Linked DNA regions of Homo sapiens: region 1 is linked to region 2. A link is a loop called in an ENCODE intact Hi-C map of the cell type or tissue named here. Cell type or tissue: heart left ventricle. All regions are shown on one strand. Each heading gives the region's core, and the rest is flanking DNA. Links, peaks and the distances in the headings are about the cores only. Region 1 overlaps DOCK1 (dedicator of cytokinesis 1). Region 2 overlaps DOCK1 (dedicator of cytokinesis 1).

The links. Peaks named below come from ENCODE experiments on the same cell type or tissue, not always from the same donor. Only the 100,000 strongest peaks of a DNase experiment are listed, where the experiment ranks them.
Region 1: a loop joins it to region 2, with 2.4 times the contacts of the local background. A loop is called at or near these places in 1 of 110 quality-filtered maps.

The regions. Positions count from the first base shown.
Region 1 is chr10:127,110,385-127,126,590 of GRCh38, reverse strand. It overlaps DOCK1 (dedicator of cytokinesis 1), which reads right to left. Exons shown (of 52, transcript NM_001290223.2): 26 at 990-1,117. Among named protein-coding and RNA genes, the nearest start is that of INSYN2A, 78 kb to the left of the region's middle. In heart left ventricle, for the core only: no CTCF peak of the experiment used is centred there; a DNase peak (open chromatin) is centred at 9,270.
Region 2 is chr10:127,325,829-127,342,034 of GRCh38, reverse strand. It overlaps DOCK1 (dedicator of cytokinesis 1), which reads right to left. Exons shown (of 52, transcript NM_001290223.2): 30 at 2,951-3,029. Among named protein-coding and RNA genes, the nearest start is that of INSYN2A, 140 kb to the right of the region's middle. In heart left ventricle, for the core only: no CTCF peak of the experiment used is centred there; no DNase peak of the experiment used is centred there.

The DNA of each region.
Region 1 (16,206 bases), core at 7,749-10,248, 220 kb after region 2:
CTTTTTATTTTTTCTTTCATTTTCTAGAGACAGGCTCTCACTATGTTGCCCAGGCTGGTCTTAAACTCCTGGGCTCAAGCGATCCTCCTGCCTTGGCTTCCCAAACCGCTGGGATTACAGGCGTGAGCTACTTCGCTGGGCTGGCACCAACTTCTGATTTTTAAAAAAGTCCCTGAAAGAAGCATACAATTTAGAAATGCAAAAGGAATAGGGTAGGCCAGGTGCAGTGGCTCACTGGGAGGCCGAGGCAGGTGGATCACGAAGTCAGGAGTTTGAGACCAGCCTGGCCAACATAGTGAAACCCCGTCTGTACTAAAAATACAAAAAAATTAGCTGGGCATGGTGGCAGGCACCTATAATCCCAGCTACTTGGGAAGCTGAGGCAGGAGAATCACTTGAACCCGGGAGGCAGAGGTTGCCATGAGCTGAGATTGTGCCACTGCACTCTAGCCTGGGCGACAGTGTAAGACTCTGTCTCAAAAGAAAAAAGAAAAAAAAAAAAAAGGAATAGGGTAGAGCTACAAAAGCAAAGCACTGACCTAGGGGAAGAGAGCCTGAGGGGAGGAAAAGAGCTGCTCTTCTCCTTACGACTCCCTCAGCATGCCTGGCTTTATTTATTTATTTATTTTTAACTTTGTGCATGTATTACTTTAATAAAAATAAGAAGAAAGAATGCAGATAATTAGCCAACTTTAAGCATCAAAGCCTTTTTGTCTGACCTTAAGGATGAAAATTTAGGTCCTGAGAGACATTTCGTCGAGAAGACACAGGAAATAAAGAACAATTTTCAATGCAAAAGGATAAATGTTGTAATAATCACCATATATACATAAATAAAAATAATTTAAGGGTGCAACTCTACCGAGACAAAAAGAGAGGCTAGACCTTAAAATCAAGACCTTTCATTTTTAACTGAATAAAGTTGTACTGCAAGGCAAATGGCAGGTTCAGGCAAATGGCAGGACGTCACGCACAGAGCCAACACTCACCACGTCCTTCCTGTACAGCACCTCCAGGATGTGGCTGAGCAGCTGACAGCAGGCCTCCAGGTCCTCCTGTCTCTCCAGATGGTACTTGAGCTGATCGGTCATCATGGGAAGCAGGATCTCTCTGCAGTCTACACAGGACACAGCATTGCCAGTCAGTGTGAAACCCACCAAGACGCAACTCGTGTTTGCTATAAGCTTGTCTGCCCTTTCAAGCAGTTTGCATTCACGTTGTGCAACACGTGGAACTGACATCTGGAGGGGGGTCAATTACTTGACTGTGAGAACACCGTGTCTGCTGTTATTGTAAATAATTCACATACAAACACACTTCCATGCATCTATGTGTGTATCCCAGGTAAACAGATAATAATTTGCAAGCATACATGATATATATAAACACACACACACTTATATCCCACTGTGTGCACATAAATGCAGACACAAACACACATGGGTTTTTTGTTTTTTGTTGTTGTTTTGTTTTTGAGACGGAGTCTTGCTCTGTCGCCCAGGCTGGAGTGCCGTGGTGTGATCTCGGCTCACTGCAAGCTCCGCCTCCCAGGTTCACGCCATTCTCCCGCCTCAGCCTCCTGAGTAGCTGGGACTACAGGTGCCTGCCACCACGCCCAGCTAATTTTTTTTTTTTATTTTTAGTAGACATGGGGTTTCACCATGTTAGCCACACACGGGTTTTTTAATGAATTTTCTCTAACTACAAATTCACTAATTTGCAACATTAAAAGAAATACTTCCTACAACACAAATTATTTGAATTGCAGCTTTTCTCATCTATGCCAAGGTGAGCCAAAGTATGATTTCCTTCTCCTAGGTAGAAGATGCCAATCTTGGAATGTGGCAATTTAAGGCACACAGAATCCTTCTCAAGACAGCTTCCTGGAGTGGGCTGAGGAGGAACAGGAAATGAAAAGCAGGTGCAGAGGCCCCACTCTGGGACGCATGGCTATAAAATGAAGGGATGCCATGGTGTAAGGATCAGAGGCAAAGCAGGTTTGGGTTTCCATTTGTTCTTTCAATAAGAGCAGAGGAAGGATGTTCAGAAAATAACAGAGCAACAGGGAAACAGATACAAATACAATGAAAGGTGAAATGCAATCCCTAATTGTCTCTTCCAGTTGGGAAATCCAGCTTAGCTGGAGCATCATCCACTCTCCAGCATGGACTATCTATTTACAACACCAGTTCTGTGTTTTGACACTAGCCCAGCCATTCTTGTTTCCTTTAAACGCAGAGCACAAGAGGAGACAGCAGTGCTCTAAAACCTTAAACAGACTTAGCCGGTTTTCAGGATTTTATATTTTAAGACTTACAACATTAAAGATACATTAAAACATGTTTTGCATTAATGTTTCTTTTATATAAGAAAACTATAAGCATGCAACATTGGAATGGTTCCTCTAAGTACACAGAGCACACTTAGAACTTTCCCAAGAACTACACTGTAATGAAGGACTGGGGAGCAGGCAGAGAGAAACAAAGACTGAGAAGAAACACAAACCCCTCTACTCCCCTGTCTCCAGCGGATCACATGTGGGCGGCTCATGGCCAAGGCCTTCCCCAATTCCATTTTTTGTTGATTCGCCAAGAAAGGAGTGAGAGCAACTCCATTTTTACAAGAAGTTTTGTCCAATTAATATAGGAAAATAAGAATGTACCTGTTAATTTCACAATGCCAGTAGTCAACACTTAGGCAGAAGAAATGTATGACGTGCTAAGAGCTGCACATCTTCTGGAAAGAGGCCAGGTCAGCCTCGAAGGCTGTGGTGTCTGGAATCCCACAGGAGGTCAGTGAGGGAGAGCACAGTGCCAAGATGGGCTGCCCGTGTAGGAGACTGCCCTAGTGTTAGAGCCACCCGAGAACAAAGCCAGTCTAAGAGAAATGAACAAGAAAATGACCTCATGGGAGTGAATCCAGCCTGGAAACGCTAACACATGGGACACACTATTTCCACAAATACCCCCAAATCTCAATGCCTTTCCTATAGAACCTCGATGTTTACAAACTACATCCAACTTTAGTGACTCTTGAGCTGCTGACCTTAACCACAACACAGCATCCGACGTAGGGTTTAACTCCAAATGCTCTAGCCCAGCTGGCTGGAATGCTTCCTCAGCACACCCTTATCTGAGCCCCGCCCTGCCAGCACTCTTCCTCGTGGTGCCCACCATAATATCTCCCAAATGAGTCCTCTTGCCCTTTGGCTGGAAACACATCACACACTGTGCCAACCTCAACATGGGGAGAGCCCTGGCCCAACCCTGTCACTTGGTCATCCCTAGCACTGCCACCATTCTGGAAAACAAGCTGAATTTCCAAGAAACCTCAGAGGCAGCAGTTAGAACCACTAAGACCTGAGCAGGTAATGACAGCCCCTGACAATGTGACTAAGGAAAAAAATGACTACATAAGCTTAGAAGCCGTCTTCTGAAGCAAGCTTAGGACGGACCCAAGAGAGGGAAAAGGTCTAACGGACCAGCCAGTACAGGCTGGAAGGAGGGTGTGTCCATAAGTGATTCCAGAAAATCAGAGGAACATAGCACTGGGCTCAGAAACAGCAGAGCTGGCCCTGTAGGCTCTGGTACCCAGATGTCCTGGCCTAAATTCATCCCTCACCGCACCATTTATCTGTCATGCTGGGTAGGCAGTTGTGATCTGTGCTATTCTCAGAGCTAATTGAGTGTGCTGGTCTCATTTGTTAGAATTACTCTGGTGAGAAGAAAGAGGTGTCTGTCTGTTCATCTTTGGCTGGAGGATGCTATCAACCATCTTTGGTTACCTGGTGGTAACGTTCACCATCCACCCCACCTGGAGGACTGCGCTACCTTCACCTGTTTGCTATCCAGCCTCTCCTGATGAGAAACAACAAAACTTTTAGAAATGTCACTGTCATTTTGTCCCAATACAGACATTTCATTCACTAAGCCCCCAAGAAGATGTAAAAAAAAAAAAAAAATTGTTATAACCATCCTGATAGACCAGAATCCAACTGCACCTCAGCCTTCATGACCCAGCCATCCATGGCCAGTCAAGATCAAGTGGGGAGGTGGGGCGATGTCTACTTTAACTGTCGAGACAAAATGAGATGCTGCTTGAGGAAGGACTGTGTAAAAAGCCATCCAACATGCCTCAGTGAGAGGTCTCCCCCGGCACCATCAGCATCAGGAAACTCCACCCCGACCCCAAAACAGAACCAGGTCACTGAGGAGGACCAGGCTGGCAACGAGGCTCTTTCCCTAAAGGCCAAAGGTCAGTCTGCCCATGCCAGGGATTTCAACCATGCCTCCAGGCAGAGGGTCACACAGGCTATGGCACCTTACAGTACCGTCCGTCACCTGGTCCACAGCAACCCATCCCAGGCCCCCAAAGAAAGGCAATTCCCCAGAGCCACTAGGAGAGGGTGGGAGGACCGAAGCTGAAGGCAGCAAAGCCAAGGAGTGCACCTCCCTGGTGACCTGTGATCTGCTGGCCTCAGCACAGCCCCCACTGGACCCAGGTACAGGAAGGCCTCCAATGCCCCGTTATCGGAACACTGAAATACTGATTGCTTTAATTATCTGTTCCTCCTTGCTGATATGCAATCTCCATAAGAGCAGAAGCCTTCCTATTTTTCTTAAATGGCATATCCAAGCACATAAACCAAGGCCTGATGATAGTGGTGGTATGAGTGTGTGTGTCTTGGATTAACTTGCAATTACGCACATGTGGTATCAAACTAAAGTCTGCAGTTAAAAGCAGGTCTGCCACTCTCAACCCTCAAGAAATGGTAGCTGTTAATAACAATAATACAAATATCAGTATACAAAGTCAGCCTTTTCAACTAAAAATATACAAAGAAAACTAAAGCCTTACAGCTGCACTATCCAGTACAGTAGCCACTCAGCTGCCTTCCCCAAAAGCAAAAACATAAATTTCTTAAAACCTCATTTTTTAAGGGACTTCTCTTACTCTATATTTCTGTCTACAGATAGGTTTTTTCAAGAAGTGGTGGGAGTACACGTTTTAAGTAACAGTAAGACTCTTGAATTTTGTCTTAAGATAGCAAATCAAGAGCACTGAGGAACGTATACTACAAAAACAGACAGATGGACAGACAGACGGACAGATAGACACACACACACACACACACATATACATATACCCTACAATGACCTATCTTAAAGCATGAACAGCTGTCTCTGGCAGCCAAGGAAGAGGAATCTCCTATCTTCCTATGGACAACACACCTAAATGTCCTGAATACTTTTCCCATGGACAAAATGTCATTTCTACAGGTTTGGCACTGATAGTCCCATTAGTTCCAAAACAGATGGCCTGGGAAGCCAACAAATAATCCACCAGGAGAAAAAAAAAAAAAAAGGAGGAGGGGTCTTATATTTTAAAGAAAAACACATCATCTTTTGAATACTCTGGAACAAACACTTGACCAGAAGTCCAGGAACCTGGGTCACTTTATGGGATTTGGGGAAAGCCTTTTAATCAGTTTACCCACACGTATAAAGAAATAATGCAATCCCCCCTGCTGGCTCTTTGCTTTGTATCTAGAGCGTTTAAGAGTTACTTAAACTCTCTAGGTCTTAATTTTTCTAATGTGCAAAATGGGGATGCTGTTGGTCGTCTCCCAGGTTGACTGAGAACTAAATGATACGATGTGTGTATTTAGCAAATATGAGCCTACAACAAATGGTGGTTAACAGAAGGTATAGTATTATACAAAGTCAGCTGTTCAACTAAAAGGACACAAAAGAAAACTAATACCTCAGAGCTGTGATACCCAACATGGAAACTTCTGAGCATGTGAAATCTAATTAGTGCCATGGAGGAAAGGAATTTTTAATGTTATTTAATTGTAATTAATATAAACTCAAATGTAAAAAGTGCTACTTGATTTACTTGTTAGAAACCAATGTTTGGAACAATTGGGGTATGTGAATCTCATTTTTCAAAGGTAAATTATATTCAATGATGAAAATAAAGATCAAGTGTCTGGTGAAAATTTCACATCCAAACAGAGATGTGCTGTAAGTGTAAAATACTGGACTTCAGAGACTTCATATCATAAAAAGAATGTAAAATATGTATCATTAGTAATATTTAGAGAGAATTCACGTTGCAGTGATGTTTTAGACAAAATACATTGCTAAAATTCATTTCATCAATTGCCTCATTTTTTAAAATGTGGCAACTAGAATATTTTTAATTACATACACGGCTCACATTCTATTTCTGCTGGACAGCACAGTCTCAGAGAATGCTAGAAAGCCGATGTTAAAGACCTTGTATGTGACTTCTCATTTTTATGAACTGGCATTTATTGTAAGCAGAGTCATGGCCACAGCTCTCTCTTATCAGACACCCTGTCACACGTACGTGACTCCAGGACCGCCAGTGCTTGTCAGTGCTGACTTAGGCTACGGTGACCTACGAGGAAGCTAGAATCAGCTGGCACAGCTATCCTGGTTTCCTCTGCCATGCACAGAGCTATAAAGGTAGCCAGGCTCCATGCAAATCAGCTGTGAGGATCACACCAGCCACCCTTTCACGGCCCTTCCCCAGTGTGATCCACAATGATTACAGACAGCAATAATTCAACATCTGTTCATCCTCAGCTGCAAGGGCCGAAGCCAGGATGATTAATGCTCTGGTAATGAGGACAGAGTAAAAAATATTAATCTTTATAAAAGGTATTCAATAAGCATTATCAGCTTATAAATGCCCAAGCAGAATATCTGACCATAACCCCATTACAGCTCTACATTAAAGCAAGATGCAAATACAAGAATGAATTTGTCCATTGAAAACATTCATTTTTATGAACAGAGTAATGTACTTCTTAATTTTTAGTTTGGTCACATTAAATAAATGATCCATAAAGTGCATTTAATAACTCTGTGTTACATAGAACTGAGATCCAGAATAACACTTTTCCTAAGAATTAAACAGTAAGAATCATATACATGGGGGGTGTTTGCTATTCATCTTGTATAGTCAATTGTCTTATTTTCCAACCATCTAAGAATCCTGGACCCACAGGTTTCAACATGTTCACGTGCTTTCCTCCCTCCATTCAAGTCTTCAAACAACAGAAATACAGAAGACGGTGCCGACACTGGAAGGAATCGCAGAGCCATCTCCTTAGCCCCACACTTCACAGATGTGGGAGCTGGGAGCTGAGTGAAGGGACCTTCAGGACTGCACCTCTACGCACCATCGGAGTCAGAATTATTAGATGTCTATTCCGGCCGGGCGCGGTGGCTCACGCCTGTAATCCCAGCACTTGGGAGGCTGAGTCAGGAGGACCATGAGGTCAGGAGATAGAGACCATCCTGGCTGACACAGTGAAACCCCATCTCTACTAAAAATACAAAAACAAAATTAGTCGGCCACGGTGGCAGGCGCCTGTAGTCCCAGCTACTCAGGAGGCTGAGGCAGAAGAATGGCGTGAACCTGGGAGACGGAGCTTGCAGTAAGCCGAGATTGCGCCACTGCACTCCAGCCTGGGTGACAGAGCGAGACTCCGTCTCAAAAAAAAAAAAGCCTGATTCCTCAGCTGGAGCCCCCAGAGTAAAGGACCCATGCAGGTACACGTGTGTGTAAACCTGTATGATTCAGGCATTTTTACATAACAGACGCAAAGCAAATTTTTCAAGAATCATTCTAACCTAACAAGTCATGAAAGTTAGCAGTACCAGAGAATAAATCAACATCAAGTTACCCTTGGTAGGTCACTTTTCCTTTCTGCACCTTAGTTTCCTAGTCTGTAAAATGGAGTAAACACAAATGGCCTGTACAGTGTTTCTGTTCCAAGCTGCCCGACAGTACCTTTTACGTGTTCTGACTGGAACAGGGCCACTGGGCAGAGGGCTGAAATTGTTAGAAATGCGGTAATCTGCACTTCACTCTTGAGGTATTCAGTATCATGGAATTTGAAATGAAAAGGTGACAGAGCAAGTAAAAGGGTGTTGGAAATTGGAAGGAGGGGGCACAGTAGCACGTGGACTATTGAACAACAGGAAAAAGAAGTTTGTCAAATATATGTTTTCTGGACATCGGCACAAGGCTTTGTAAAAAAGCGAGCCATCCTTTAAAGGAAGGCAGTGGGGGAGCAGATATTTTGTATCTTTTACTCTGGAAAACTAAGGATTAAACTTCCATTACTCTGTTAGTAACAAGTTGTCAGAGGGAAGAAATTAAAGAAGAGCCAATGGAGAAAAATTGCAAATGAGTCCCATTTATCAGTAGATGAAAAAATTGGCAAGATGCAAGAAAAATGCAGAAAACACTGTGTGAGAAGAATTGGTCAGGCAGGAAGTCTGTTTTCTAGGTGGAAGGGGGTACATCAAGGATGTGGCTTGTGTTAAGTTCAGAAAGAATTTACAGGGCTGTCAGTCTGCAGGCAGGATCTCACCACATGGAGGATGAGAAAACTGAGAGAGAATATACAGGGCTGTGGAATGGTGGGTATTTTTTAAACCAGGAGAATAAAGGTAGCAAAAAAACATAGGTCTTGGCCCATGTGGTCCTGCACAAACTCCCCTCCTGGTTGCTCTGACAATAAAATACATATGTCAAAACCCTATATTGTGTTGCAGTTCATCTTAGCGGAAGGACTGTGCACCCAGGGAGGAGTTTATGCCCAAGAAAAGACAGAGGTCCTAAAGCAGAACCTAGGAGACTGCATGCTGACCTGGGGCTCTTTCCACTGTCCCAGGCTAGTTACTGTAGACAACACATCATGCAGTTACAGAAATCAGCTACCAGGAGCTAGAAGAAATCATGTACTAAAGAGACTCAGGGACTTGCTTTCCTGGTGCCCAGTGTGCACATGACTAAATACAGCACAACCAACACAGTCTCTTCTCAGATCGTTCTTCTTGCATTCAACATCCAGCAACAGGAACAGAAGCCCACCCAGAAGTGACAGCAGAACTCAACAGACGATGATAAAGTTTACACCAACTATACCATAAACTGTTGGCACCACCAATTTGATCACAGATAAAGGTCCCACACAGAAAGAAGAGAAAAACTATTAAAACTCCATGAACATATAAGCACAACACTGTATACTTTATACATTTAATTTATTTGTATGTTTATTTATTCACTTATTTGTATTTTGTCTTGCTCCATATGGCATTTGAAGTAAATTCAGTTTTCAGAATGCATTACTCATATGGTGGGTGTGAAACAGTTTAAGAAAAGAGTGGGCTGATAGATTTGTAAGAAGCCACCTCCTCAATCAGCACCACGGCGGTGGACAGCTCCCTGCCAGGCTTCTGGCTGAACTCTGGTGTCCTTATCTGAGCATTGAGATAATCACTCTTTTCCAATTCTACATTTTTAAGTAGATGACTCTGAAGACTCTCAAAGGAAGCAAACTCGCTAATCAATGGTTCTGAGCACACGGAAGATATTCAATGAATTATGATGGAATTGAAACAGAAACAATTAAAAACCTGAAATTGAGTTCACCCTCCTACATTCAATAAGTCATTTCTAAAATCCTGCAGTGTTATAACAAATGGTCTTTTCAAAAACATATATAATGAAAGACAGAGAATGATATACAGAATGAGGGATGAAAAAGGTGCAGTATTACAGATAAAAAGTTTTCTCAAGGCATGAAAGAAACAGAAGAGAAAATGATGTTTACATTCCACCATTATTTAAAAGAATCAGTCTTCAGGGTTCACAGCTGGTACCGTTCATCAGAAGTCATCAGCACAACTATCTAATTAAAGTACTGCAGAATGCTATATGAGTGGTACATTAAGTGAATGTGGCAAAATTGACCCCAACCCCAATTTTTCCTTCTGCACAACATCTATCAAGTTAACAAAACTACTGCAGAGTAGCTCCAGGTTTAAGATCCCTTTCGATATATTTCTATTTTCCACAACAGTAAAGCTCAAGAGATTTTATTTTGGTTTTTTTAATCAAAAATGCTTTTATCAAAACATTAAGAAGGTATATTATGGGTTTGTTTTAAACACGCAACTTTTCTATAATTTAAGGCATAATAAGTTTATTAATAGGGTAATTTTTGAGATATAAATTTCTATCATGGATCAAATCACAATGATAATAGTGTAGAAATCTGACTTCAATATTTCCTAATAGCTAGTCCCAGTAAGTGTCTGGGATTTTGCCCTCAGATTTCAAAGGGCTGCTGTAACTAATGTTTCCACCATTAAAAAGGAGAGTTTTACTCTGCTTGATAACTAGAAGAATCATTCACCTTGAAAATAAGAATAAGGAAAATAATTTAAACTTACCAGGCTTACACTTTCAAGAAGCTCAAAAATGAAAGCAAATGAAGTTTGAAAAGACTCATGAACACTGTCTACAAGGAGCCTGTTTGCTATAGTGAAGGGAGGAGCCCCAGGAGAGCCAGGGTATGAGGGAATGGCCTCTTTCCCATTCCTACTCACTGCCAGAGTCCAACCACCAGAAAAACAACAAACAGACAAACAGAAAACTACACAGAGCAGGCTTACAGAAAAGCAATCTATCTAGAGTATCCAACTATTTGCAAGACCAAAAAGGGGTAGCCTTACCACTAAAATTTACTCTCAAAGTCTCATACTCCCATCCAAAACAAACTAAGTGAGGACAAAATGATAAGTACACAGTAAGCTCCAAAGAAAACCTGTCCACTGCTTTGGCCACTATAGAAATGGGAATATGGAAAAATTATACCTTGCAAAGCAAATAAGTGACCCAGTGTTCATTGAAACAAGCTTCCCAAAGCTGTCAGATTCAGAAAGGGGCCAGTGGGTGAGAGAACATGTTCCAGGAGGACTCTCACCTCCACTCAAAGGCTTCTTACAAGTATAGCCAATGCTCTTTACTAACTTAAAAGTCAATGTTAGCTCAGCTTGATTCATTTTATTCCAATTTCTATAACATTAATGTTACACAATTTTGTGAGCTTAAATCCTAAACGTCAGTGTTCTAGTGTTTAATTACACTAAAACTTTTCATTTCTATAAGATTTAAGCTTTAATTTTCACAGCTTTTGTCAGCTATGTGGGCAACAATATAATCACATGGAAACAAAGCTACAAATGCACAAATGATGAAGCTTTGACTTTTCCTTCTCTTTGTATCTATCTTGCTTTGAAAATCTGCTCACTCCACACCACAGATTATATGCAAGAGTCATCTTTTGGTGAAGCATGTAATCTATCAACCAGCTTTCAAGTAGTCAAGTCACATGGCGAGACAAAGCTTAAAGCCATCACAGCCTATTGACTCTCACACACACTGCCCATTCACTGACTCACACACAGTATGCTAATGCATCACAGGCCCTCTACCTCAGCAAAGGGCCAGGGGTGGGAACATCCAAGGTGGATGCCTTATCAGCATGGGGATCAGCTCCTCTGCACAACCTCTTCTTAGGAACACTGTTTGCCCTCTGTATTACCACCATACATTTAAAATGACAAAAAATGGAATGCTGTGATGGCAGAGATTTGCCTCAAAATATCTGGGGGACGGGCATATAGATAAGAAAAGATGGACTGGCCGGGCGCGGTGGCTCATGCCTGTAACCCCAGCACTATGGGAGGCTGAGGAGGGTGGATCACGAGGTCAAGAGATCAAGACCATCCCAGCCAACACGGTGAAACCGCGTCTCTACTGAAAATACAAAAATTAGCTGAGTGTAGTGGCATGCGCCTGTAGTACCAGCTACTCAGGAGGCTGAGGCAGGAGAATCGATTGAACCCGGGAGGCACAGGTTGCAGTGAGCCAAGTTCGTGCCACTGCACTCCAGCCTGACAACAAAGCAAGACTCCATCTCAAAAAAAAAAAAAAAAGAAAGAAAAAAAAGGATCATGAGTTGATAATTTGTGGAGCTGAGTGATGAGTACACTGGCATGCATTACTCTCTTCTCTCTGCCCTCCTGTATATTTGAAATTTTCCATAGTTTTAGCCAAAGGTATAGCCAAAAGGTATCTTGAATGCACAGATCTGAACTGCACCCCCCTCCTATTTCCAGAAAACAGGAATGATTAGATCAGATGCAAATAGAAGAGCATCTTGATTTTATAAAACTGCTCAGAGAAGACTCTTCACACCTCAAGTCTCTCACTCTTCTCCCTCTCCCTTTGCTCCTGATGTTACTCCTCCTCTAAGACCTCTCCTTTCTCCCCTATGATCAATTCATTCAATGCTAAGACAAGGAAAGATTGCCAATTTCCCCATGTGAATCCAAACCTTTACCTCCCTTCAATCAAGTCAACTACACATGTGTGTAGCTGGTCCTGCTTCTTTCTCTGTACTGCCTCCTGGTTAGGAATACCCATAAGCATTTCATTCATTCAATAAATATCCATTACAGGCATGCTGAAGCCAGGCATGCGCTAGGTACCAGCAGAAGAGCAAAATCTAGATGAACAAGGCCCAGCTTGGAAAGTTCTCATCCTATGGAAGGCCTACAAATAAGCAAGTAAGAAATACAATGATTCCACATGGGGGGCGTGCCATGAGGAGCCATGAGGTGGCATGTAGGGGGCTTTTTAAGCAGGGCAATCACAGGCCTCTTGGAAGAAATACTCTGTGATGGTTAATTTTAAATGCCAAATGACTGCACCACGGATGCCCAGAGAGCTGGCTGAACATTATTTCTGAGTGTGTCTGTAAGGATGTTTCCAGCAGAGATTAGCATTGGGATTGGGGGACTGAGTCAAGCATGTCCATCCTGCAGAGTGTGGGTGGCCATCATCTAATCCTTGAGGGCCTGGATAGAACAGAAGGGCAGAGGAAGGCTGAATGCTCTGTGAGCAAATGGCCGCAGTGACGCAGGCCTGGTGTCCTCATTCAGGCCAGTCCCACATGGACTGGACCACACAGAGCTGTCTTGCTTTGACAAGCCCAAAGACGTGCCTCCTATGAAGCCCAACAAACTCAGGATGCACCTACGGTTTCCATGTTCTCCAAGAGAGAGAAATGGGGAAAACAAGGCCAGAAACAACCAAGGCACTGTAAGGCCTGGCCTACTGGGACCCAGACCTGGCAACGAAAGGCTTTTCTGCAGAGGAACAACACCAGTTTCAGAATTCACTGCCAGCCTCTTGCAAACAGATCTACTTGTCATTATATCAGGCGGAGATAAAAAGAAATGTTTTAGTGCAAAGCAACCAGTGGGTCTCTTTCAGTGAGTAAGGCAACACACAAGCTGAGAAGCAAAGACTTGGGAATCTCACTTCACCCAGGGAGCCCCCACGAAGGAGCCTGGAGGACACATACAGTGACACATTCTGAACACATCCTCCAGAGGATGTTTACTAAGGGCAAGTGCATTCAGTGGCACATGCAGCTAAATCCAGTTATACCAAGTTCTAGAAATCTGAACACAAAGAGAGTTCATTTGACTGATTCCACTGGGATCAGGAAACAGGACAAAAACAACCACATTTGTACAAATTAACAAGAAACAGGAAAAAAGCATGAAAATCAGATTCAACATGTCTCATCAGAAAACAGTTTGGCTTTAAATTGTTATACCAAAGGTGGCACAGAATATTTTGCAAAAGTAATGACATCTTTTGTAAGAATGGACCAACTGGAAGATTTCTGGTGATAAATCTCTCCTGACCAGGAGGTAAGATGTCTGTTGGCTGCTTTGAACAAGCAGAGAGCTTGCAGATGAGAAAAACAGGTTGTTTTAAGAAAAACGCTTAAAACTCAAAGACAGTAAATGGGACCATTTTCACGTTGGCCAAAGCATTCCGAAATGCTTCTAGGCAACCACTAAGCATTTAGAAGTACATTTGAGCTGCCAGTTACAGCTTAGACAACTTCTACTGATGGGGCAATTCTGGGGCTGCTTGTAAGACACGAAGCTTCGGGCTAATTTTGGTTCATTTAGCCCACAATAATTTGGGATTCATATATTTCATACAACCTCATTTACTACATTGGGTACAACTTGCTTATACTAAGATCAAAATCCTAATTCCGTACTTAAAAAGATGACAGCAGGTTAATTATTTCAAAATATTACATGACCTGGTAATTCCATATTAAACAAAGCTAAGCAGTTATTCACATCCTGCATACTTCCAAAACAGGACTTCAGGCTGTCTAAGATAAAAGGCTTAGAGAACAAGAATGAAACAGAAATGGGGCATAGGAAAGAGGGACAGAACACAATTACAAACACCTAAGCTAACAAAATCATCGAATATAAACAGTAAGTTTCCTTCAAGCTTTCTACGACCTAAAGAAATGAGCAAGTTTTAATAGAGGAAAAAATATCTGGGGTCAGGCTCGGTGGCTCACGCCTGTAATCCCAGCACTCTGGGAGGCCGAGGCGGGTGGATCATTTGAGGTCGGTAGTTTGAGACCAGCCTGACCAACATGGTGAAACCCCATCTCTACTAAAAATACAGAAATTAGCTAGGCATGGTGGTGGGTGCCTATAATCCCAGCTACTCAGGAGGCTGAGGCAGGAGAATCATTTGAACCCAGGAGGCGGAGGTTGCAGGGAGCTGAGATTGTGCCATTGCACTCCAGCCTCGGCAACAGCGCAGGACTATGTCTCGAAAAAAAAAAAAAAATCTAATTGAATCTTTCATGGCTTACATCCTTATTCAAAGAAACTAAATGACATACAGAACAAAGTTTTGCAACAGAAATTTAAAAATATATGTAAATATATCCTGAAGAAGATCTTCGTTAAATCAACACTTAAGAAAAATCAAGCACAATTCATCGACAATTTACAACAATTGTTATTCATGGACGGTTGACACTCATTGACAGCTGTTAATTTGATGAAGATACTGATGACGGTAGTGCTGGTGATGCAGTATGTCGCTGTGTGTGTCTTGGCATTGAATGGTTAGGAGCATCAGTAACCCACCTAATAAGACCCAGATATAAAATTTTCGGAGGATTTTACTTGCTGTGGTACAAAGCTTATTCACTGTAGGAGGAAACCCTGAAGCAGGGTGCCTGGCCATCACCTCTATCATCAGCCTTTCCTTAAGCCCCCTAGAGTACCCAAGTCTTGGAAAACACCTGGTGAGTGGGCAATTCAGTTTCCAGTGAGAAACTGAAATATGGACAGTCAGGAATAATAGCTCAATGGAGCGTCATGTGCTTTGAGTCCCAGACCATGGTGAGAACTGACTTTCTTTTATGAAAGTAAGAAGTGGTTTCTGACTAAAGAGAGAGGTCTACATGGAGGGGCTGCAGAAAGTCACCCACTTCTTGGTTTGATGTGTTTTTTTCTAGAGAAGAACACTCTCACCTAAATGAAGTCAACATTTTCTTTCAATATTAGCCTTAGCAACACGTGTACACTCTGGTGCATTTTATAAGGTTAAGCCAAGAAAGAAGATTAAAATTCGCATCCCAGAAGGCACAAAGGACCAAGCCAAGCACAGAGTGTGTTCCAAACCCAGCCCGTAACTTAACAGGGACATCCCAAGTCTGGGATCCGTGAAAGCACAGGGGAACTGAGAACAACACCAAGAATGAGGACAACAGAAAATGAATGGAGCAGCCAAATGTCCAGGCACAAATGGAATCGAATAAATCCATGCTTCTCAGTCAGAATGTCACTCAACAGACTTCACATTTGCCTCCAATAAATGAGGAAGTTTGTGGAATTATGCAGAGGTTTTAAGCTTTCAATAAAACTGCTTGACAAGGGTAAAATATTAATTTAATCTGTCCAAATAGAAAAAAAATGATTACTAAAAAGGGCAGGGAGATAACATAGGGAAATATAAAGTGTTCTGCAGGATAAATGAGTTGAAGAATCATTGAAATTCTTATTACTTTGAGTAGGATTTGAAGAAATGCTGTCAAAGAATGCAAAGTTCAGAATAAGATAAAACCATTACTTTCAGATTTAAAGAAAACTCGAATTCTTTTCCTTGCAATCATCACAATGGAGCGAAGTGATTGCCTCCCCAGGACAGACAACCACATATCTTAAAGGCTACAATGTATGCTGATTACCCTAGGACTTTGGTGTATACCTAAATTACAAACTACGAGCTTTTGCCTTCATTTCTCAATGATCTATTACCTGCATTACATGTCAATTACCCTTCTCTTGTAAGGGCTAAATCTTCCTGTCTTGTAATACAGCAGTTTTAATTGGTTGCAGCCTCTACTCCTTTTGTCAAGAAGAGGCAATTCAGAGGGTCAATGTCTTCAGAAAATAAATAACAGGA
Region 2 (16,206 bases), core at 5,962-8,461:
ATGACAGCTTCACCAACTCCTAATTCTTTCTTTTCCTACATAGGACCAGGGCTGCCTTTGAGCCAGAGCACTCATGGTGGTGACGGTGGTGTTTAAATTAAGATCTGTGCTGGGTACATGCAGACATGGGTCGTATGCTAGATGGGCCCCTGACTGTGACTCTCAGAATGCAGCCGACAGCAGGCAGCGATTCCTGCTAAACCCTCCTCAAACAACAATAAATATGTGTGTCACACCTGCCAAGGGGCGACGCTCGATGTGGGCCCTGAAGCACGTGGCTTGTAAGGTGTGCGGGCTCACGGTGAGAGTCCAAGGGGCCATCCTCATGAAACAGGACGAAAGCCAGGGAGAACCAACATGTTGAGAAACAGGCTCCCCCACCAGAGCAGCCACAACTAAAACACACGGGAATCTACCCAGCAAGTCATGTGTGAGACCTGACCTAGAAAAAAACCAGAAAAATGGCAAAACAAATACTTAAATAGTCTAGTATGAGATGGGGAAAAAAATACTGCAAAGTATTCCCTCAAATACCATAAACTTACTCCAAATTTATTTATCAATTCAATGGGATTCCAGCTAAAATCCAAGCAGTATGTTTTTAAAAGAGAAACTCAGCTATCTGATTTTAAACTCCAAATGGAACAGGAAATGCACAAAAACAGCCAAGATAATTCTGCAGTAGAAAACGAGTGGAAAAGTAGCGACTCTGCTAGCTGGGTACAAAGGTATAAGGATTAAGCCTCTAGGATAATAACACAGAAAATGGAATTTATACACACATACATTTATAATTATGTTAATTGTAGCATTTCCAATCATTGGGGAAAGAGTCATCTATTCATGAAATGACGTGGGAAAAAGTGAAGTTAGATCCTTACCCCTATACTAACTACAGAAATCCCAAATGGATTAAACACCTGAAAGATAAAAACAAAAACACAAAACCACACAGGTATTAGCAGATCCTAACTAACACAAAACAGTAAAATTTAGAAGTATATAATATTAAGGCAAGGAGAGATTTGCCAAGTAAAACATGAAACCAGATAGCTGTAAAAGAAATAACAGATTTCACTACAGAAAAATGAAATATTTCTATATGATAAGCCTAAACCCATGCCTAGCCTATATCAAGAATTCCAACTTATAAAAAAGACAGCCAAATACGAATGTTAGGAGAAGAAATGATCAGAGAATTCACAGCAGAAACCCACATGGCCACTAAGTATTCTTAGCCTAAATAATCATCAGAAAAATGACAATAAAAACAAAAATCAATCATTTTAAATCAGTGTTGAAGAAGATTCTAGATAGAAAGTGGCTGCTCTCAAGGTTGGTGGGGTGGCAAATTGCTAAAATCATGTTAGGAAGGAAATTGATCATTTTCCATCAAACTTAAAATGTCATATCATTTGGCCTAGAGATCAACCTTTTCCATAGCAATGCGTGTACTAAGAGACACATGTATCACAGCCCTCACGGTAGCACAGCCTGTGATTGTAAACACCTGGAAACAGCCTCTAGGTTATCAGTGCAGAAATGGCTGAATAAATGTTGGTACATTCATATCGTGGAATATGACAGAGCTGAAAAACACAGGGTATGATCCAGTTCATGTTAAAGGCTGAAAAAAAACACACACAGGCCCATATAAATGCTGAAAGCGTGACAAAGAATTCAGAACAATGAGTTAAAAGTTATCCCTGCAGAGGGGCAGTGAGAGGCAGCAAAGGGTTAGGAAGGAATGTTTCCTATTTTACCTGCTAAACTGATATTCAGCACATATATATTGTATAAAGAGAAAGTATGTTATTATGACATATGAAAACAGGCATTCAGCAGAGAAAATGATAAAAAATTTTATAAACAAGTAACATGTTTAGATATATGGCACCTGATATATTATTATCTAATTATATCCTGTAATGCCAATACAACAAACACTTAAAATTAAAAAATTATAAAAATAAGGGCAATGCAAATGAAAGAGCATTGGGTAAACTTATTATTTGCTATTGGGTAACTTATTTTGGGGTTGGATCACCCAATGGGTGAACAAAAATCCTTCGGGTTCCTTTTGAGAGAGTGAATCATCTTGCCCAGGAAATAAACATGCCATTTGTATCTGCATGCTTTTCAAAAATTTGTATACTTTACTAAAATAAACTAAGTAATAATAATGACAGATAAAATCATTATTAGCAGAAACACATCCAGAGTACAATGGAAGTGAGAGCCACACATTTTGGATGCACAGTAAGAAATCAGGCCAGGCAAAATCAATCCTTACAGCATGCACACACACACACACACACACACACACACACACACACACAAATCAGGCCAGGCAAAATCAATCCTTACAGCATGCATGCGCGCGCGCACACACACACACACACACACACAAACACACACACTCTCTCTCTCTCTCACACACTGCATTCACCAAAGGAGCATTTCTGAGGACCATGGGGTCTGGGGGGCAGGGTCTCTGGCCTGGTAAAAGCCACTGCTAGTAGCACAAGGCCGAGAGAGGATATGGAGGGAACACAGAGTTATAAAAGCAAGCTGAGCTCGAGGTGCAGACCTGGGTCTCCTCCTCTGCTGATCCTCCCTCCACAGTAAGATGGGCTGAGACAATCTTGGCAGATACACACACCGGGACTTGGTGGCCTCCCTGCTTGAAGAGTCCCTTCTTGTCACTCTGATTCAATAGCTTCTCTCTGAAACAACTCTATCTCTTTCCTTGCTAAATTAAGCGAATACTCCAAAAGTATAATTTTCACTCCTCAGGTTCCAATAGTACATACTACAAATTCCGTTTCCGCATCTTGGATGGGAGACCAATTAAGTTCAAGGATTAGAAATACTGTAAGATACTGGCTCGGACCAGCAATTTGTTTTAACATGATTTCTCCACAAAGGTCGTGTCTACCTCTTCTCTTACCTGTAGCTCAAAGTTGGCTTGATCCAGAAATTTTTTGTTCAGCATATCTGCATACTGATTAATTGCTCGCAGGAAGACTCTGAAAGATCAAGAGAAAATTACATAATTACACACTTACGCTCTGGCACTTCGGTAGGTTTGGCATTTCAATTAGATACAATCCCAGACTGTCTGGAATGTGAACTCTCCAAGTCTTGCGCAAAGCTGTGAGGTTTTGCCAACGAAAAGATCACGGAATTATATGCAGATGTTCTCCAAATTAATCAAGGAAATTAGCACATGCAGGATGAAAGAAACAGACCAAAATAACAGCTTCTGAAAGTAACATTTGAAAAGTATGACTTAAAACAAAATCTAATTAAAAAAAAGAAAAAAAAAGGTGCAAATTAAATCGTTTTCTCAAGTTGCCATGTCTTAATGTTCTATGATTCCACTGATCTTTGCTTAGCTGGCTTTTTCAAGCTACCCAGTTGAAAGCACTCTTCGCAAGGAGCTGTCAGGCTTGGAAGAGGTTGCTGCAATATCTCCAGGCTTGGAAGCATGGCTTACGACTTCAGTATCATTGGCCTACTTTCCACATGCTAATTTTGACCACTATTTTACTAGAGAAGAAGTTAAAAGCTTTAGTAGACATGAAAGTGATTTGACAAGAATTTTCTCAGAAATTTTAATTTCTTGATTCATTGATAAAGTATAATTTTAACACTCTATAATACCATGACTTTATATACTTTTTGTAATGAAATATACAATTTGGGCGATCACACGTGACTCTAGAATACCAACTCTCACATGCTTGTTCATTCAACAGATTTGTTTTATAACGCTTGAAAGTGCTTACAATACTAAAGCTTCGTCCACTACTTTTTAAATGGCCCTTTTCCCTTTGCACAAAGGCAGGATGTAAGAGGAATTAGTATTAGGTCACAGATGATAAACCTAATTCCACTTTCTCTATTTAGACAGCAAGGAGCAGCCAGAGTAGAAGGGAAATGTAGGTTACTTACTAGTAACTGCTGTCCTCTGACAGCATTATCTCTTCAGCCAAGCGTGCCTGGAGAAGCTCCCCACGCCCTGGCCATGTCACAGCCGCTAAAAGGCAGTGAGCCAGGGAGGAGGGAAGAAGAAATTCACCACCTGGGGTTTTAAGGAGGTCTCCATCGCCACCTGCCACCACCACCTCCCGCCCATCACCCGCTGTCACTGCAGATTCTCTCACGCTCACACTGCGTGCCGCTCTGAGAAAGGGATTCGCAGACATTATTTCATCAAGAAACCTATCGGCTAGCTCTGGGACCAAAACAGCTGTGACAAAGGGCCTGTGACAGAGTTTGCAATTTTGGTCACTAAAGAAAACTGCAGGTGGAGTTATTTGACTTCTTCCCCGGGGACATTAAAATATAACCAGAAAGGAGGAATTAGTGTTTCTAAGTGACTATTAATGGAGGGACGCAGGCATTGCTGCCTTGTCCATTAACCAAGAACACAGGCTGGGCAGCAACATTCCTCAGCCGCAGGGTTGCCAGATTTTGCAAATATAGGATGCCCAGTTAAATTTGAATAAAGCTCTTATTGCTGAATTCTGTAATTGATTAGAAAAAAAAAGCGGAATACAGGACATTTAGAGCATCCTGACAAATTAATAAAGGATCCAGGACAAAAGTTGCAAAATTCAGGACATGCTTTGCATATACGGGATGCCTGGCAACTCTAATCAGCCCCCCAGTCTTGGGATGGGGTCTGTCCTGTCACCTTCAGCCCCCAGAAGTACAAAGTATGAGCTAGAGAGATGGTCTAAGTAACCCACCTGACCCTTGGTAACTGTGTTGAGAGAGCCTCTGAGGATGTACATGCAGCAACCCCAGAGATCACAGAAAAGCCCCCAAGTGTCAGTGGAATACAACACCTTCTTGTCATTACAGGGTGGGCTGTGCCGTGATGCATAAGGACACGGGGCTTCTGACCACTAACACAATTTTTTTTCCCCTTAATTTTTTCCTTCAGGTTTAGAACTCTGCTATTTGCAGAGTACCCTAGGGTCCTTATGAGCTTTAAGAAGACACTCTTTCCAGCCCTCTATGACAATAATGACCAGTTTACTAAAACACACATTATTATTATAGGGTAATTATTGTGCCTCAAGATAGCACCCAAACAGTTGCAATATGCTGCTTCGAATTAAGCTCTGGGACAACTGCAGCTAGTTAAATAAAGACAGTTCTCAAAATGACTTAAAGAAATATGTCAGCTGGGCGCGGTGGCTCACGCCTGTAATCCCAGCACTTTGGGAGGCCAAGGTGGGTGAATCACGAGGTCAGGAGATTGAGACCATCCTGGCTAACACAGTGAAACCCCGTTTCTACTAAAAATACAAAAAATTAGCTGGGTGTGGTGGCGGGCACCTGCAGTCCCAGCTACTTGGGAGGCTGAGGCAGGAGAATGGTGCGAACCTGGGAGGCGGAGCTTGCAGTGAGCCAGGATTGCGCCACTGCACTCCAGCCTGGGTGACAGAGTGAGACTTGTCTCAAATTAAAAAAAAAAAAAAAAAACTATGTATGTCATGCTAAAATAATGTGAAGGCTGAACAAAAACCTTTTAAGAAACTGACGACTGAGAAAGTGCAGGGCTGAGAGGTAGATTCTGTAATTCAGATTCCCTATAAATTTTTTTAAATGCCGGGACAAAAACAACGTGGAAATTCAAGTAGCATGAGGAAAGCTGAAGGAAAGATCAAATAAAACCATAATCAGTGCAGTAAACAAAGATCAGATGATGCTTGGGCTCAATGCATCAAGGGCTGCGTCACTTGCACAGAAACTTCCAGGACATGCATAAATGATATCCTACAGCCCACACCTGACGGGACGGAAACACAGCTATGCCCCGGGCCAATCACCCAATGAGGCAAGGAGAAACATAACCAGAGACTAACTTTTAGGTAAGAAAATCTATTAGTCGGCCGAGTGTGGTGTGGGAGGCTGAGGCGGGCAGATCACCTGAGGTCAGGAGTTCAAGACCAGCCTGGCCAACATGGTGAAACCCCGTCTGTACTAAAAAAAAAAAATTACAGGCTGGGCATGGTGGCTCACACCTGTAATCCCAGCACTTTGGGAGGCCAAGGCAGGCGGATCACAAGGTCAGGAGATCGAAACCATCCTGGCTAACATGGTGAAACCCCGTCTCTACTAAAAAATACAAAAAAATTAGCCGGGCATGGTGGTAGGTGCCCGTAGTCCCAGCTACTCGGGAGGCTGAGGCAGGAGAATGGCATGAACCTGGGAGGTGGAGCTTGCAATGAGCCGAGATTGCACCACTGCACTCCAGCCTAGGCGACAGAGTGAGACTCCATCTCAAGAAAAAAAAAAAAAAATTAGCTGGGCCTGGTGGTGTGCACCTGTAATCCCAGCTACTCAGGAGGCTGAGGCAGGAGAATCACTGGAACCCGGGAGGCAGAGGTTGCAGTGAGCCGAGACTGCACCACTGCACTCCAGCCTGGGTGACAGAGCAAGACTCCATCTCAAAAAAAAAAAAAATCTATTAGTTACTGTAATTCATAAGTTATTTCTAATAAATGTGAAAGTAGGGAAAATAAGAAAATCATATTAGAAGCTTTTGCATACCAATCCGCTTTCTGTTACAGAGGAATATGAGAAGGATTGCAAGCTAAGCCAAGTGTTTGGATGGGAGGATGCCTTGCCAAATGAAATGAGGGGCTCCACACAGTGCAGGATCATAGTCCTTTGCCCAGCAGGCAATTCGAGGGCGTGTGGGGTATGAATGCGCCTGACTCTGCATCCTGACAACTCTATCTGTGCTGGACACTGCTGGAGTTGGGTTTAGGTAAGAGAAGCCCTCCAGATTGTGAGTAAAGCATAGGTATCTCGAAGGCAGTGGCAACACCTGCTTGTTCACCTAAGTGTCCTCAGTGCCAAGTCAGCATTTGGTACACAGTATATGCTCACTAGGTAACTGACACAGGAATGAATGAATAAGTGGATGGAAGAGTAAGTGAATGAATGAATGGATGAAAGAGCTGGCTCAGAAGGTCAGGCTCTGGCCCAAATGAGAGGCCTCAGGGAGGCTAGAGTATTTGGTTGCCCCTGGCTCTCCCTGAGTCCTTGCAGAAAACCGTGTAGGTTTTCTGCGGTGGGATTCAGCTCTCTTCAGGTTCTTCTTATGCAAACTTCTCATTAGGGATTCCACCAGAAATGCCAGAAACTCAGGGGGAAGGGATCAACCACCTTGTGAACCACACAAATTATGTCTTATTCTGAGCCAGGAGAATTAATTAATTAATTTCTAAAAAACAATAACAAATGCTGTGAGAATTAAATGCTTTCAGGAATGCTGTCCTAAAAATGGTCAAAATCTAAGGAAGGATTATTTGTAATCTAAAATTCAGGAGATAAAACCAAACATACAAATAAATAATCCAGAAAGAATCACAGGCAAATTATGTCAACCTAAAAAGATTCAAAAAGCCGTAAGGTCTAGAAGCCTGTGAATTTTATTTTTAATGGCTCAATGGAGAGAAATGTTATCTCTTCTTGGTAATTGATTCCTGTCTCCAGAAAGTCAGAAGCATCATTTTTATCAAACTTGTCATAACATTATCCACTTAAAAAAATGTGAGGTCAATAAGAAAGGGAGATGGGTTCACTCCCAAGCCAATGCAATTAAAGCAACAACAAACCAGTAAGCTTTCCTATCCTGGACATTTAACCCCATTAGCAACAAAAACTACTAATTCTTGACAGTGTCAAATATGAGTTTAATTGTAGCCTACACATACACACATTTGTACAATTAAAGTCTTAATTCAAGTATGTCTATCTATCTATCAATGGCTTCATGTCCATTTAAACGTGGAGCTACCTGACCTTCGGAACGTTGTTCAACACCACCAAGAAATGAGAAGTATGTGAGGGAACAGACATGTTAATTCATTTGATTTAATCATTCCACAATGAATGCATGTATCACAACATCGACTGCATACCATACACATACACAATTATTATTTGTCAATTTACAATAGAATTTTAAAAATGTTAAAACAAAAAAAATGTTGCTCAAGTTTTCGAGACCCTCATCTTCTCCACTGACAAATGAAAGCACTCAACCCCAGTGCCTCTAAGCTCCCTGGAACTTTGAACCTACAGGTTTTGTTTTTTTATTTTTGAGATTAAAGGTAAGGAAGAGGCATCACCACATGATACAAAGTTATCTGAACACTGATATGATCTCCACTGACACCTTACAAAATGTAAAGTCGCATTTGGTAAAAGAGAAAGACAAGCCCTGTGAATTCTGCAGTTCTGCGCGTCTTTGGGAGACAGGCTGGTGTGGCCGGCGAGGCTCTGCCTGCAGGAGGCACCTGCCAAGGTCCAAGCCTCTCTGCAGCATGAAGGTTCTGGAGGAGGTCCCGCCAGCCTTGCTTTTGTTCTTGAACAAAAAGGGCGGGTGGATGGATGCAGTGCGTGGGCTCCAGAGGGAGATCATCCCCCAAAGCTGCCTATTTGGAAAGCCATGTGCCAGTAACAAAAGTAGCATAGTCCTAAATAATTATATGTTAATTGAGCTGAGGGGAACTTAGCGAGTGAAAAGTAATCAGGAACCAATTTAACTATTCCAGGCTCCTGGCACAATTATAGGCCCTTGCTTATGACAGACCCTCAGGCCCTTCTAGCACCCCTGTTACCCAGTGTTTGCTGCCAATAAAACAGAAAGATGAGGAGCCTCATTACTACAGAGGGAGAATGTGGAGAAAGGCAGGGAACTTCCAGGGGCTTGCACAGCCCCATTTCTCACATTGTGAAGCTGTGGGGGTATTTAAATTCCTTCCCTAAACTTACTTTAAGTTACATAATTAGCTTGTACACTTCAATATGAGGGCATTTAAATCCCTTGGGCATGAAGACAGGCTGCTTTGGGGGTGGAGACGATGTATCTTTTAACACAATGTTTTACCCAAAATGGGTGGGAAAAAAGGAAACAAATTAAAAGTGACACATTCCTCCATCCCTGCAGAAAAATGAGTCTAGCAACACATTCCTCCATCCCTGCAGAAAAATGAGTCTAGCAACAGTAGCTGGGAATTTGCCTTCAAATGATTTCTGCATAATTCAGGGATGCTGGGAAGAGGCAAGTTGAGGTGAAGTGATAATAGAGATGCAGAGAATGTCACTTCAGTTCCATGGGAAGGAGAGATAATGAATGCTTCATCTCAGCCGCTCCGTCTCCTGGCACCTCCCCACACTTGGCAGGGTGGCTCCTTCATCCAGGTGGTGACTCACATGGCCAGAAACTTCCTACCTTGGGACCTTGACTGGGAAACAAAAACCATATATGTGGAAAGAAGTGACTTCTAAGAACGTCCCCCAGTATCACAAGGGCAAAGTAATGCAAAGCTGGGGGACTGGGTGGGATCTGCCTCGTGTCTTTGGGATTTGGGAAACGGTGGGAAGACCAATGTCACTAGAAAGTTTTCGGAATGAGGTGAGAGAGATCAACTGGGCCAGACCGTGAGAGACGGGGATGTGGGGCTCTGGAGTCTGCATATTTGCTTGTGGGCAACAGGGGTGGAGGGGGTGCCTGAGGATTTTAAAGCGAGGAAGGGACCTCTGGGGTCAGGAGCAGGGAAGCCAAAAGATTTCATTGCTATTATTTCCTGTCTGCACTACAGCGAGTTACTTTTTTCCAAGATTCCCTTTCTTTTCTTTTTCAAATCAATAAAAGCTTAAGCCTCCATCAAACTCTTAACTAAAACCTAAAATGCCCCAGACCTTTCTTCTGGTCAGCCCTGCTGGACACAGGCTTGGGCTGTGATGCCAACAAGAATACAGAGGATTCCCAGGGTGCGTCTGCTCTAGCCTGAGGCCGTGTCATCCCCACTTGGGTCTCCATGAGCCGAGATTACTGGGCCCTTGTCTACCAGTCTGATGCCTAATAAACAGAGTGACGTGCTGGATGCATACCATCCCAGTTTCCACCAAAACAGCATTCCTGGCCAAGGAATTGTCGTGGGCCAAAGGTAAGAAATCCTGAAAGTAGGCAGTTCCCAGCCACCGGTTCCTCCATCCTCTCCCACACGACCACCTCTAGTTTCTGCTGCTTTGCTGCTAGGCATTTGGTGAGCACCCCCTAAGTTCCAGACACTGTCATTGCTTTCACACAGATCATGTTATTTCATGCTCACAAGTCTTGCGGGGTATGAATCACACAATATTTTACAAATGAGGAAATGGAGGCTTTGGGATGCATATGCCACATCGTGTATACCACCCATTTATCTGTTGATGGACACTTGAGTACTTCTACCTTTTCGCAACTGTGAAAAATGTTGCTATGAACATCAGTGTACAGATCTCTCTTCAAGTCCTTATGTTCAATTATTTTGGATAAATATTGAGAAATAAAAATAAAATCCTAAGTTTCCCAATGGACTGAACAGACTCCTTCTTGGCCAAAGGGACCCCAGAGAAGACTTAAAAACTGAATCCGGGCCGGGCGCCGTGGCTCACGCCTGTAATCCCAGCACTTTGGGAGGCCAAGGTGGGTGGATCACCAGAGGCCAGGAGTTCAAGACCAATCTGGCCAACATGGTGAAACCCCATCTCTACTAAAAATACAAAAATTACCCGGGCATGGTGGCAGGCGTCTGTAATCCCAACTACTCGGGAGGCTGAAGCAGGAGAATCGCTTGAACCTGGGAGGCAGAAGTTGCAGAGAGCTGGATCGCGCCGCTGCACTCCAGCCTGGGTAACAAGAGCAAGACTCTGTCTAAAAACAACAACAAAAAAAAACAAAAACAACAACAACAACAAAAACTGAGTCAGCCCATGACCATGAAGAGATGGGAGGTTGGACCCGCTTCAGTATACCCTTTCCTTAATAGCCTTTAACCAGAATTCTCTCCTAAGGAGGAAGCAGAAACTGGCTCTAGAAAACAAGAAGCAGACAACTCATTCCTATATCACCTTTAGCCACTTGTCTGAGCCATAAGTGGACTCCCCCTCCCTCTTTGCAGTTTCCACGTGACAGCTTGCCAGTTTGACACTGCATGCCCTCCTGCTGAGAGGCTACCAACTGCAGGGTGGCTCTGGCCAGTCGAAGGAGGATGTGCAGTGAGGGTTTTCGTGGCCTCTGTTTGAACTTTTGACATCAGAGGGCCAAAACCTCCACCCTTGGGTCATCCTAATGCTGGTATTTTTTTGAACACGGGACCCACGAAGAGGCATGGCTCAATCACACATGTGTGTGTTTCTCCTTCATTAATATTCATGACTTCTTCTATAGCTTATTGATTATGTATACTTAGCCAACCCACTCAGCATAAATTCCTGTCTCATTCCTCCTCCCTGGAAGTGCTTGCTCTTGGCAGAAGCTGGAGGCTACGCTTCCTGGTCTGCGGAATGGCTGGCCTGCAGGCTGCAACCCTTTATGAGAAATAAAGCTCTGCTTTCCAAATTTATGTACCTTATGATTCTTCAGTTGATGATACCCAGAAGTGGAATTGCCAGATCATCTGGTAATTCTATTTTAAAGTTTTAGAGGAACCATCCTACTATTTTCCATAGTGGCTGTGCCATTTTACATTCCCAGCAACAGTACACAAGGGTTCCAATTTCTCCACACCCTCATCAACACTTGTTATTTCCCTGTTTTTTTTTTTTTCTGATGTAGCCATCCTAATCGGTGTGAGGTGGTTTAAATAAAGTTTTATTAGAACACAGCAAAACTCTTTTAGTAGGGATTAGCCAGCCATTTCCCCACTACACTAGCAGTGCTGAGTAGGTGTGCCTGTGTTGGTTCTTTAAAGAAAATTTTGCCAAGGCCTGAAAAGTTGTGATTCAATTCTGATATGTCCTCTCTACAAATTTTGAAGAGTTCTTCATCTACTTTCTTTTGGTGGGGAGTCGGAGAGTTCACACCTGTTTCTAGGTCATCAGAAAATAAAATGTGTTGATTGAAAAGACCTTAAAATGCTCCCTCCAAAGCTTGGAGCCGATTAGCCACTAGGAGCCCCAACGCGGAGTTAGCAAGTGTTAGGATAAACCAGTCTGGAAATCAAGCTTAGAGACAATTAGCCACTAAGAGCCCTAACGTGGAGTTAGCAAGTGTTGGGATAAACCAGTCTGGAAATCAAGGTAGGCAGGTACCCTCAGCTTCACCTCCAGAGCACCAAGCCTGTCATCACTAACAGTCTAATTTCAGGATTGTGTTTTCAATATCATAAGGCCACCCACTCTCCCTCTACTCTCCACTACTTGGTCCTTCTTATTCGCCTCTACCTCCTCCCAATCCTGCCTCGTCCACCTATTTCAACTTCACAAAATAAATGTTGACGGATTTAGCAGCAGCTTGGGTAATGAAAAAACCATCTCCAAGACAAACACATCAGAAATGTCCAGCAGCGAACATCAGGAAGTGAGAAGTCTCTACTGCTGGGGGAGGCCGCGAGAGAGGGCAAAGCCTGACTGTAAGACTCCATCCCGGCAAATAAAGAAGGGTCTTGGGTCGCCCCAGAGTCCCCGCCCCAGCACCCCAGTGTCTGCTCGCCCCAGCACCCCAGTGTCTGCTCACCCCAGAGACCTCTGCCCCAGCACCCCAGTGTCCGTTCACCCCAGGGATCCCCACCACAGCACCCCAGAGACCCTGCCCTAGCACCCCAGTGTCTGCTCACCCCAGAGACCTCCGCCTCAGCACCCCAGTGTCCATCCCTCAGGCCTCCTCCTTCCTCTCCCAGGCTCCTCCTGTTGTCCTATGATCACTAATTGGGTGAGTGAAGGACAGCCATGGATGGGCAGGGGAAGCAGGGGAGGTCAGGGTGACCGTGCCCCACCCCTCGGGCACAGGACAGGTTGTCCTGGATGCTCTGCTTGCCGGGGTGTAGGAATGTGTGTCATCAGCTGCCACTGGAGTCTTTTCCTAGTTCCATATACATGGGGGATGGGAACAGGGAGTTGAGAGTTTCTGCTTGGGGTGAACAAACATTCTGGAAATCAACAGTAGTGATAACTGAGCAACACTGTGGATGTAATTATGCCATTGAATGATACACTTATAAACGGTTAAATGGCAAACTTTGTAATGTATGTATTTTTTCTTTTCTATTGTGGTTACATATATATAATATTTATTTATATATATAAAATCACAATAAAAAAGAAAAAACACAAGAAGGAAAGAGGGCATGTTTCAGAAACTGCAGGCATGGGACTCATAATTTTTCTGTTCATATCTGTACCATTGGTGTGACTCAGTTTCATGATTAAAAAATAAATCAAAACAACCCGGGAATAAGAATCTCTAACCTTCACTTCCCAGAGAACCAGATCTCTCTGGAAGTAGGTGGGGCATTAATAAACAAGCATAAACAAACACACACCCAGACGCCCAATCACGACAACCAGAGACCTCGCCTCCCTGCCATCCCTGCCATCCCTCTCGTCCCTGCCGTCCCTCGCATCCCTGCCGTCCCTGGCGTCCCTGCCGTCCTTGCTGTCCCTGGCGTCCCTGCCATCCCTGGCAAGCCTCTGATCACCAAACACCACCCAGGACAGAGGTCCCTGCAGGCAATGGCCCCTGGTCTACAACAATACAGTGAGGGTCCATCTGTGCAGAATCTTTATTCCCCACAGCATCCAGCAACGCATCCTTACAAAAACAGTGTAAATGAATCCTAGTCAGCCCAGAAAAAAAGGAAGTAGTCAGAGGCCTTGAGCAAACCATACGGTTCAAGGCAGAAATGCTTAAGAGAAAATAGGATCCTTACAAAAGAGAATGCTGCTTTCAAGGTATTTCACGCTCAGCATACACCAGTGATGCTTAAAATTTATCCGGGTTCATTTTCAAGACCTGCTATGGACACTGCAATCATTTAGCATGCTCATGTCATTTGCTGAAGGCTCATTTGCCATAGGCTGAAAACTGAGACCGATTTTTTTTTTTTTTTTTTTTTTTGCCCATTTGTAGGAGCCTAGGTGCTTGCTACCTGGCAGGTGGTGACGTTGTCCACATTTTCCCATTCTCACTGGTGCTTGGCAACTTCTACTCACTACGCATTTAGTTTCACTCAAGCCAGGCCTGGTGGGTCTCTCTATGTGGGGTGTGCCCTTGGAGAAGAGCTACAGGAAACACACAAAGAAATGAAGAACTAGAAAGAGCAGGAGCCTCAAGGTCATAAGTGATCTATAAGTGACAGGTCATATTGATTCATGTCCTGTCACTTATAGGCTGTGCAACCTTCCTCAAGTTAATAACAGCTCTGAACTCATTTTCCTTATTGAGGTCTTGAGAAGAAGGAGATTAGAAGCCTCAGTGTCTATAGAGAGGCTGGGTCCTACCAGCTGTTCAATAATTGGTAGCTACTGTTGAAAGCATGGTAAAGATACAAGAGATGGCGGCTTCTGTCATTTTCTTTGCTATGTGTTTCCAAAGAGGTCTCCGAAGGATCTTCTCAGCTTGCAGTGGGCAAAGTTTAGTGGTGAAACTTTTTTACGGAGAAAGTTTCAGTGGTGTGAATAGAAGATCCAACCAGCCACAACATTCCCTCAAGCCAAAGCCTAACTGAGAGCAAGGCCCTAAACTCTGTTCAATTCTGGGAAGGCTGAGAGAGGTGAGGAAGCTGCAGGGGAAAAGTTTGAAGCTACCAGAGGTTGATTCTTAAGGAAAGAAGCCATCTCCATAACATAAAAGTGCAAGGTGAACAGAAAGTGCTGATGGAGAAGCTGCAGCAAGTTCTCCAGAAGACCTAGGATAGACCATTGATGAGGGTGGCTACACTAAAAAGCAGACTTTCAATGTAAATGAAACCACCTTATATTGGAATATGTCATCTAGGACTTTCATATTTAGGGAGAAGAAGTCAATTCCTGGCTTCAAAACTTCAAAGGACAGGCTGACTCTATAGCCGGGGGCTAAGGCAGCTGGCGACTTTAAGTTGAAGCCAATGCTTATTTGTTATTCTGAACATCCTAGCGCCCTTAAGAATTATGCTAAATCTACTCTGCATATGCTCTATAAATGCAAGAAGAGAGCCTGGATGACAGCACATCTGTTTGGAGCATGGTTTACTGAATGTTTTAAGCCCACTGTTAAGACCTGATACTCAGAAACAAGATGCCTTTCAAAAATATTACTGCTCATTGACAATGCACCTGGTCAACCCAGAGCTCTGATGGAGATGTACAAGGAGGTGAATGTTGTTTTCATGCCTGCTAACACAACATCCATTCCACAGTCCATTAATCACGAGCAATTTTGACTTTCAAGTCTTATTATTTAAGAAATATATTTTATAAGGCTATAGCTGCCAGAGATAGTGATTTCTCTAATGGATCTGACCAAAGTAAATTGAAAACTTTCTGGAAAAAATTCAGCATTCTAAAAGCCATTTAGAAGAGTCATGATTCATGGGAGGAGGTCAAAATATCAACATTAACTGGAGTTTGGAAGAAGTGGATTCTGATCTTCATGGTTGACTTTGACCGGTTCAAGACTTCAGAGGAAGAAGTAAATTCAGATGTAGTGGAAATAGCAGAGAACTAGAATTAGAAGTGGACTCTGAAGATGTGACTGAATTGCTGCAATCTCATGATACAACTTGGATGGATAAGGAGTTCCCACTCATGCTTGTGAGCAAAGAAAGTGGTTTCTTGAGATGAATCTACTCCTGGTGAAGATTCTGATAACATTGTTGAAATGACAAAGGATTTAGAATATTACATAAAGTTAGTTGCCAAAGCAGTTGGCCGAGTTTGAGAAGATTGACTCCCATGTGAAAAGAAGTTTTAGTGTGTGTAAAATGCTACCAAACAGCATCACAGGCTACAGAGAAATCTTGAGTGAAAGGAAGCATCAAATGATGTGGCAAATTTCACTGTTGCCTTATTTTAAAAAACTGTCATAGCCACCTCAGCCCTCAGCAACCACCATCCTGATCAGTCAGCAGCCATCAACATTGACGCAAGACTCTCTATCAGCAGAAAGATTTAGATTTGCTGAAGCCTCAGATAATTGTTAGCATTGTTTAACAATAAAGTATTTCTATTAAGGTATATACACTGTTTTTTTAAGACATACTTTTCACACTTAATAAAATACTTTATAGTGTAAACATAACATATATGCACTGGGAAACCAAAAAATCTGTGTGACTTGCTTTATTGCAAACTTCACTTTTTCGTGGTGGTCTGGTAGGGAACCCACAATATCTTGAATATATAGCTTTGACTGAACATTCAAAGAGTTAA